Regions from separate parts of the Homo sapiens genome. Here region 2 is linked to region 1. A link is a contact called in ENCODE Hi-C data. All regions are on one chromosome and are shown on one strand. The core of a region is the stretch at or near the end of the contact, and the rest is flanking DNA. Distances in the headings are between cores, read along the strand shown.

Evidence for each region. A loop is a pair of places that touch in the nucleus more often than their neighbours do. Pooled maps may share reads with other maps.
Region 2: a map of CD4-positive, alpha-beta memory T cell shows a loop between it and region 1 (10-fold over the local background). The contact joins the enhancer-like site here to the promoter of PROSER1 in region 1. A Hi-C loop is called at or near these places in 2 of 168 maps with a recorded cell type or tissue (CD4-positive, alpha-beta memory T cell and CD8-positive, alpha-beta T cell) and 3 of 50 pooled maps.

What each region holds. Positions count from the first base shown.
Region 1 is chr13:39,034,629-39,039,338 of GRCh38, reverse strand. It overlaps PROSER1 (proline and serine rich 1), which reads left to right and starts at 1,250. Exons shown (of 13, transcript NM_025138.5): 1 at 1,250-2,141. The coding sequence starts at 2,097. NHLRC3 (NHL repeat containing 3) reads right to left here and starts at 883. Exons shown (of 7, transcript NM_001012754.4): 1 at 616-883; 2 at 51-203. The coding sequence starts at 699. RefSeq lists a silencer at 1,540-1,769 and an enhancer at 2,912-3,021.
Region 2 is chr13:44,429,312-44,434,021 of GRCh38, reverse strand. TSC22D1 (TSC22 domain family member 1) reads left to right here. Exons shown (of 3, transcript NM_183422.4): 3 at 1-1,879. Among named protein-coding and RNA genes, the nearest start is that of TUSC8, 26 kb to the right of the region's middle. Within about 2 kb of position 1,250, at least 5 of the 41 ENCODE cell types and tissues checked have a DNase peak (open chromatin) inside an H3K27ac peak, as active enhancers do.

The DNA.
Region 1 (4,710 bases), core at 1-2,500:
GCTGTTACTTCCTTTGTGTTCATAATTTTTTTAAATCTCTATTTACTTACTTGACCTATGTAAACCAATCCATTGAGGGAGTCAACTGCAACACAAAATGTTGTTCCGGTAAAATATTCTGGGTGCTTAGGCCAACCCACATCCAGCCGGTAAAGAATTTTCTCAGTTCTCCAGGAAACTGCAAAAGTAAAGTTCCTCAAAACCTTAAACAAAATCAGACAATTCAGATTTAGTTTACCGTCTAGGTAAGAACAAAAAAAGGGCGGGGGGGCCGGGTAACAGGGCTTATTTTTAAGCATGCCTTGACAACTAGAAGTTTGCTGGACTGAAATAATTCCAAAGAAATGAGCTTAGATGCCTAAAGACCAACACGACCACAATACAAGTCTGCAAATTATTTGAGGATGTAGTAAGAGTTGGGAAAGAGGAAAATGGCGATGTAACATACACAAATTTTTAAACTCAAAGGGTCAAGGCAGTTTGGACCCAGGTGCAGGCTTTGAGACAAGCTACTGAGGGAACCAGGGCCTGCCACCTCCATGCCACGACCGTGGCGACGCCTCCCAACAGGGCTACCCGCACACCCGACAGTCATTTCCTCACTACCCAACTCACTGGAGAGCCACAAAAACGCGAATGCAAAACCAAAAATGCAAGAAAGAAGCCAGCACCGGCTACGCAGACCCAGAATCTCGCCATGACCAGACGGGAAGCCAGGAGAGGGAGGGTCCGCAGGTGTCTGGGGGAGGACCTGACAGCCTCAGGCTGCAACGGTTTGCAGCGGCACAGAGGGTCTGCCCGGGGCCCGAAGACCCTATCTCCGGTTTCCCCTCCCTGGATGCACGAGCTTTGAGTACGAAAGGGAACAGAGACCAGGGCGAATGAAAATCACAGAAGACCAGTTCCGGACTTCGTGTGCATTTCGGGGTCCCCGCCCTCATGTCAGGTGCTTCGGGCTGACCCAGTGACCACCCTTTCCCGCCCTCAGGGCAGTCCGCGCCGCTGACTTTCAGTGGCCACCAAAGTATGGGCGCCCGTAGATATGCCTTAATCGCTCGCCATTTATTCTTTTTAATCCAGAGGGCAAAATCAAAACATCGCACACTCAGACACGAGGTATGGTGGGGATGACATTCAAAATAATGACCGCTAGGCTTCGGGAAGGATTTTTGCCACATCCTATTCCTACCATCCAGGCATCCGCTATGGATGCCTATATTCCCACACCAGGACCCCACCTCTGGCTTTCAGGAAAGAGGGGCCCAAGCTGGCGGCGCAGTGTTGAGTTTACTTGGGCGCGACTGGCTTTATTGTAGGTCCCCATGAGCTGGTGGGGGCTGTAGGGGTAACCAGGCAGGGCGTCTGGCGCTGTTGGGGCTGCGTTTTTCCGGAGTCCCCCTATGCGAGGCCGTGCCCCTCTTCGCCCGGCTCCTGGTGCTCCCCAGCCGCCGGCCCGCTCCCGGAAGCTGCAGCAGCTGGTAACAAAGAGCCTGCCGGGCCGCCTGCTGCCGGGGCCGAGGTATCCAGGAGTCGGGCGGAGCGGCTGGGGATGAGCGCGAGCCGGACCATGCGTCCGGGTTCGCGGCGGTGAGGGTCGCGGCCGGCGGCCGAGGCGCAGGTGCGGGTCGAGAGACCGGCGCCTCCCTCCCCGCCGCCCGTGGACTCTGAGCGCAGGTGTTTCTACTCTGCCGGCCGCTCCACCTGGGAAAGCGCCTTCAAGAGCTACCTCTGGCGGCACCTGGCCCTCAGCTGCAGGGAAACCGCACTCAAACCTGCCGCCGAGCCCGGGTTTTTCTGCAAAACTCAGAGGACCTGGCTCTTGCCCGAGGTGCCCTGAACCATTGTGTGAATAAGCTGGGGAAGCCTGACTGGAGTGTTTTTTCTTTTTAATAAAAAGAGTTTTTCTGAATCTCAATTTTTAGAAATTTTTTTTGCGAAGTTTGCAATACTCTCTACCTCTTCGCATCCTCTCTTGCTCGTGGAGTCTTTTTCCTCCTCAGCTATAAATATTTTTTACTATCGGCGGAGCAGACCAGGGATGAACGTCTTTTAATTGCAAGTATAACTGTTAAAACCACGTCGGGATAGTAGTCAAGATGGATAAAAAGTCCTTTGAAATGGTGCTGGATGAAATTAGAAAGGTAATTAGACCGATTCCATGAATTATTTTATGAGATGAATTCTCGTGTTTTAGACTCTCTTTGAGGTACTGTATGGAGATTGTGCAGAATAAGGGTCCTAGGATTGCCAAATTGGTTTGAATTTTCACGTGTAATGGAGGAGTTTATATCTTGATACGTTTCCAGTACAAATAGAAATTAAGTTACGTTAACGCCAAATTTGAGACTCAGCACGGTGTCGTGGGAATTACATTTGTAAAGCCCTCGGTTCCAAAGCCGGCTTTACAAATCCGTAATAGCTCTGTACTTTTTGGGTAAGGGGTTTAATATTTTTGAGTTTATTGCCTCATCTTTCAGTAACACAAGAGTGACTGAAAACGAGAGGTAATACGCAGAAAGTTTCTTTTATGGTAGTTATTATGATGGGGTTTTCAAATCTAAGCATAAGGTAGAGTATATTTGTTGCGTTGGCCATGCAAAATTCGTGTCCTGATGGTAAGTGTGGCATTAAGTTTAAAGTCACGTTCTTAGGAATTGGCCGTCAATAACTTGAGCTTCAAAACTTTTTTCTCCTGCTTTCCAAGTTTTTGCTGCTTTTTGAGGCTGTTGTGTGGATCGCATTTCCCAGAGTGAACCAGACAGCAACAATTCTGGAAGGTAGTCTTGAGCCTAACAATATCTCAAGCACAAAAATACCGAGAAGTTACTTATTTTAAAATGTAAGGACTTGATGTACCATTGTTACATCAACACACGGTGCTTTCCTTCGGCCTTCCGGGCAATTATTCTTTCGTCAGCTGCATACCTTTACGACCCTTGACTGAAACGGAAGAAATTGTTGCCATGTGCTCTGGTGCTTATTTCAGTTTACAAAGCTATTATTAAAATTGTCTCTGGTCTTGCTGTTTTGCTTTGTTTTTATACAGCTTTTTTCTTTTTTCAAATTGACGTGTTTAAGTTTTCATATTTGATAATACTGAACATTCTTTTTTGAACAAGTTCTGCTTTTGCAAACCTAAGTGTCCAATTAATTTTTGAAATAAAATATTGGTTTGCTAATTATATGCCTAGAAATTTGTCACAATTTGTTCTTGGGCTGATTTTTAATTACTTTTCATGAGAAAATAATTGGTGAGTCCAAGTAGACCAGCAGATTTTTACTTTTGGAAGATACAGGGTCTCAGTGTGCATATTCTCTTCCTGGTGTCATAAAAACGTCACAGTAAATTCTAAAGAGGGGAATAGGAAATTTTCCAGATATGAAAGTGTTGTTCACATGAGATGGCAACTTAAGTCTGTATTTCTGGTCAGCAGTTAAAATATATCTTCTGCTGGCTTTGCCGAGTGATTAGACACATCAACATTGTCATGGTCTATTAAAATGGAATAAAATATTGGCATATCTAAATATGAGCATTACTACTGATTTTCTTAAAAATCGTTCTTTGTAAATGTAAGTCAGTTTAAACCAGGTCATCTCTTGAGTATCACAGTGAGTTTATATGATAGATAATACTGATTGTCACTACTGTCATTTAAAACAGAGGCATATAAGAAGCCACTAGCAGAAGAACTGGGAAAGGGAGTAGAAAGGGGGAAAAAGCAATGGTTAACTGATTATTCAAAAAGGAGGGAATGATAGCTATTAATTAGTGAGCACTTACTTTGTGAGCCTGTTTTTAAGCACTTTCTCCAGTCATTATTTGTTTTGATTCTCCTTACAACGCATGAGGTGTAGGCACTGTACTTCTTGCTTATAGCTGGTGGCCTATTCTCTGTGAGGTTAACTATCAGCTCAAGACTCCCTAGGTGGTAAGTTGGGGGCTGGGGGCAGTATTCAAACTATGCTTGCAGAGCACCATGCTGTCCTGCCTGGGGTTACAGCTGGGCCTCTCAGGCATTGATGGAAGAATTGAGATATGACTTGGCATCAGTACAATCCAAGACTTTGTTCAGAAACTTGTATTTGACTGTGTCCGATTATTACATTGATAATAAAACTCCTAGGAATACATTATTTAGAATGCCATTTTCTCCCTTTTCAGTGAATATTGAACTACTGAGCACCCAGGATATTTCAGTTGACTGGTCATAATACTTTCTCCTAGCAGAATGATATATGTGAAAAATATGAATATTAAAATTATTTTATAGTACAAGCAAAGGGATTAGTTCATTTTTAATGATTAGTGGCTACTGACTTAAGATAGCTGTTTCCATCTCTAAGCTGAGCAAATAGCTGCAAGGGGAGCATGTGTGATTTAGTGGGCTCTAGATAGTGCTGCATCAAAGCCACCAACTTCTCTCTCACCCACTGATAGATTCCGAAAAGGAAAGGAACCATCACTTACTGAATACCTGTTATATGTCACATCTAATGTCCACTATTATAGTCTTCATAGTAATTCTTTGAGGTTGGTGAATGGTGTTCCCTCTATGAATGAGGACGCTCAAAAGGAATTAAAATGCCTCTCAAAGTCTACACTGCCAGTTAGTGGCAGGCACAGACATTGAATTCAGGACTTCTTGCATTCTTATGTCCCTATAGAAATACTGAGAGCCTCAACTAGACCTTGTCTTATTCTTGCTT
Region 2 (4,710 bases), core at 1-2,500, 5.4 Mb before region 1:
GACCTAGGCTATCTTACCATGAAGGTTGTTTTGCTTATTGTATATTTGTGTATGTAGTGTAACTATTTTGTACAATAGAGGACTGTAACTACTATTTAGGTTGTACAGATTGAAATTTAGTTGTTTCATTGGCTGTCTGAGGAGGTGTGGACTTTTATATATAGATCTACATAAAAACTGCTACATGACAAAAACCACACCTAAAGAAATTTTAAGAATTTGGCACAGTTACTCACTTTGTGTAATCTGAAATCTAGCTGCTGAATACGCTGAAGTAAATCCTTGTTCACTGAAGTCTTTCAATTGAGCTGGTTGAATACTTTGAAAAATGCTCAGTTCTAACTAATGAAATGGATTTCCCAGTAGGGGTTTCTGCATATCACCTGTATAGTAGTTATATGCATATGTTTCTGTGCATGTTCTCTACACAATTGTAAGGTGTCACTGTATTTAACTGTTGCACTTGTCAACTTTCAATAAAGCATATAAATGTTGATAAACAAGTGTTTTTCATATGACCCTGTTAACATAATGGCAGTCATTTCCACAACTGTTTCCAGGTAAAGTTAACAATTTGACTAGTAAAATCCTGAAGGGCAGTGGAATGATTGGAAAAGTAGGGGCGTGATTTGACTGCATGAAGTAAAAGGAAATTGACACATTGAGTTGTTCAGCAGGTAAGAGAAGAGACAGTGGAGGAGTCCAGCTCAATTCTAACTACTGTGTGACTTGGACAGGTTGCTTCACTCCTGGACGGATGTAGGGGTTTGAAAGAGATGATCTCTTACATTCCCCTTTGGCTTTAAAATTCTAGGAGTCCTTGAAAATCTTAATTTTTTACTGAACTGAGAGGAAGAAGGAGCCTTATTCTGTGTATAATTGGAATAAGCAGATCTAGGATCAAAAGACGGAAGTTGGAGAAGCTGATTTCCACTTTAAGAACCCTGTCACCCTGGGTTGGGATGTTTCTCCTAGTGTAGGATGAGTTTCTAGCTCCTGGGATAATTCGTTTTGTCTAAGCAAAAGATGATTTGAGGTGGGACCAGATGAGCAAGGATGTCCTTGCAGTTGATTCTGCATGACTATAAAACAGGCCAAAATTAAAACCACGAAGGAATCCTGAGGCAGATTGGCCCCTGGCACCTGAGGAGTGAGCCTGAGGGATCCCACTCTGCAGTAGGAGTAACGTGAGCGAGCAAGTGAATGGGGTGGGTTTACCGGCTCTGTAATCTATCAACCTAGGGCCTCAGCAGTGGCCCCCTGCCCAGTAGGAATTGGACCAATCCCAAGTTCTAAGGCTTGTCTTAAGTCCTTGCAGAACAAGGACAAACTTTCTGAATCATTCATTTCTCTCATCTAGAGCTGGTGGGAGATTGAGAGGTGAATGGGACATCCAAGATCCCTAAAAAGAATTGTTCGATAGCGTGCATGTGTTATAAAGTGGTGACACGGGCATCCTGTTGAAATGATGGATGGCTCACTGCCATAGGCTGATAGCAGTTGTCATAAAGATATTTTGGGGGAATTTGAAAAGGACGTAAAGAAAAATCTTTCATATTGGCTTGTTGGTTATATAACTTCAAATTTAATAAAGGAATACTTACGTAGTAATTACATTTCCTTGAAAAAACTATAGTGAATAGAAATCCCTAGCCATTTCATTTTTTATGTTTTTAATGAAGATCTTTAAAATACCATAGGTGGTAATCGTGGAAAATTTGAAAAATCTCATGTCAGTGTATTAAGATGGTGGAGAAGTTTTTTTCTCCATTATTTAATGGAACTTTGGGTCTTTTTATTAAAAATGTGAGACTCATGAAATTTTGGCAGCTGAATATTTGTGAAATAAGAATGAATTATTAAAAGATGTCTTTCCATACATGTTCCTCATTTTAGTAATTACTAAACATACTTGAGATGATTGACTTATATTTAAACATATTTAAGGTAATTTAAAAAGGCATTTTGCTACTTGCTTATAGACCTGAGTGTAGGTCTTATTGGCCTGTGGGTTATTATATAACTGATTATGTTGCACTTATGTTCTGTGGAGAAGGAAAGATTTTTAAGGGGAATGGCATGCTGTACCAGCACTGAGTGTTCATGACATCAGTTGCAGCAGGAGAAACCCCCGTTCAATGAAGGAGAAGTAGGAATTTTACATGGATTTGAATGAACGTCTACTTTGTATTTCAAATGAACAGTGTTCATATTTCAGTAATTGTGTGCATTTTTTGCATACTTTAAAAGAGAACTTTTATTTTTCATTATGGAATAAATATGCAATGCCAGAACAGCTTTAAATTTATACAAGAAATGTATAAAAGTTAATTATAACTAAAATTAGGAATGAAAATTAATCTATATAGACACTACTCTGCTCTTGCTTTGTGTAAAATAAGTAGTTGAAACTACCAGGGGCTGACAACATGACTGCTTTTAGATGTCAACTTCAAATCCATTCAGGCAGCAATTGTGGCATTACGATTTTTAGAAATGGAGGCAGAGAAAATCAAGTTTCCTCTCCCTCTTAGGTAACATTGCCTGCAAGTGGAGATCTGTGCCCACCGATAGAACTTGGAAGCAGACAGTGCCATAGGTTCCTGCACTGGTGTGTGGGAGGACCCTGAGCTGAGAGGCAGGCTTCTGGCTGCTAGGCCTGGCCCTGCAGTCATCAGCTGTTTGACCTTTGGACCAGGAATGGAATCCTTCAGACCTGAGTTCTCACCTGTGAAATAAGGATTGGATCAGGTCACAAAGATCCTGTCTTGCCACAGATGCTACAGTCCTCTGCATCTGATAATGACTTTATTTTATTCTTCGAACTTTTGGTGGGAGGGTGTGTGTGTGTGTGTGTGCGTGCACTGTTTTTGTTTATTCATTTAACTTAATGGCTAAAATTAATTTGGTTTTAATCCTAGCTCCTCTGCTAGTTACTAGCTAAGTGACCTCAGGCAAGTTCCTTGTTGTTCTCTGTTTCCTCATGCTTAAAATGGGGACATGCTATCTCCATAGGGGTTTTGGGAGGCTGATGCTGGGAAGCTGTCAGCACAGAGACAGTTCAGAGTGAGGTGGGTTCAAGGAGTGTTAACCATTACTATTATTTCTGAGTCATTCATCTGCTTGTTTATGTTTGTTTATATATTTAATTTTGTATTTTTCATAGGGATAAAGGTGTGGCAGCTTTATTTTCTAATAGCTTTTGATTTAGTATTTGGTAATAGTAGTGACTGTTTAAACTTTACTGTGAAAACACACATGGGAATAATGTCCTTTAGAATACAGATAGAAACACACCGTTTTTTTCTGTATCAAAGAAATAATAGCAAAAGGCTGCATTTCATTTCTGTGAATTAGAGAAGGGATTCGTTGGGAATTGTCCATGTTTCAGTGTCCAATATTTTCGGTACTACAGAAATAATATTGGTGGAAGGAAATGATTACAGGTGGAGTATATATATATCTTAAATTATTAATTTCATTACAGAAAAAGGTTCTATGTAAACCAGTGCTATGGAATGCCAGGCAGGCCTGAAGTCGCTAGGCTTGGAGATCAGGTTCTGGCAACAGCTACTTGGAAGGTTCAGTAGCCATTTAAAAATGTGCAGTATTACAACAGAGGTCTGTGCTTTAGACCAGGTGTTCAGGACCCCAGTGTCTGTCGGATATGGTGGAGAAGCTTCTTGAGTGAGTAGGGTAAGCAGTAGGACATGGTAGTGACTGTGGCAGTTGGGGAGTGTGCTCAGCTAACAGGGACAGTGCTATGTAGCTCCATCCAGTTGCCATATGGGAATTCAAGCACTGTGTTGCTTGATCTTCCAATTTCTTCCAAGTTCCATAAATCCAGGATTCTGTCTGGAAATGCCTGACTTTTGGACACTGCACAGACCAAATAAGAGAGCACACCTACTAAGCTGGTTTGGCCCACAGGCCACATGTGTCCCCTCCGCCTTCTGTCGTCTGACTGTCTCAAGAACTAGAATCTGCCCTAAATGGCAGCTCACCACCCTTCAGCTCAAAATAAATCAGGAAAATCTCTTCTTTTTGATGAGAGAAAGGGGGCACAGGCTATTTGTGTGACTATGGTGCACAGTAAACTGGTACTTTGTGTTGAAAACCATGTGTTAACTTACTCAGAGAACATTTACTGAGTACCTGCTAGAAGCCAGAGATAGTGTAGTGAATGAGCCACAGTCCCTGTCCCCAAGGACAGTTCACATAAGCTGTCTTTAAGATAAATGAGGTAGTTTGTTTTCTGGCAAAATTTGCCTTATGCAATATAATATCTGAATTATTCATTTGTTGTTCCTTCTCAGACGAACCCTTTGGCAGAAATATTTCTGGGAATTCTTCTAGGAACTCTTGTTAAATGAGTAGTGTTTTTCAATGCGGTATATCCCCTACCACTACATTTTATAGCTGATTCATTTAGGAACAAAGACCATGTTTGTAGATGTGTATCACCAAGGTTATATAACACATGACCCAAATTTTCAGGGACACATATATTTCAGTTACAATAATCTGCCCTGTTGTCTCATAAGTGCATCCAATTCATGCCCTGATAAGTGGTTTGTAGTCACTGTAGATTCAGAGACCAAGAAAACAGAAGAGGTAGTGTCTCTACTTAAACAGTGAGACTTAGTGTCTCTACTTAAACTGGTTTTCCCAGGACTGAGGGTGTTCTGAGTAGTGGAACTTTCAATGTCA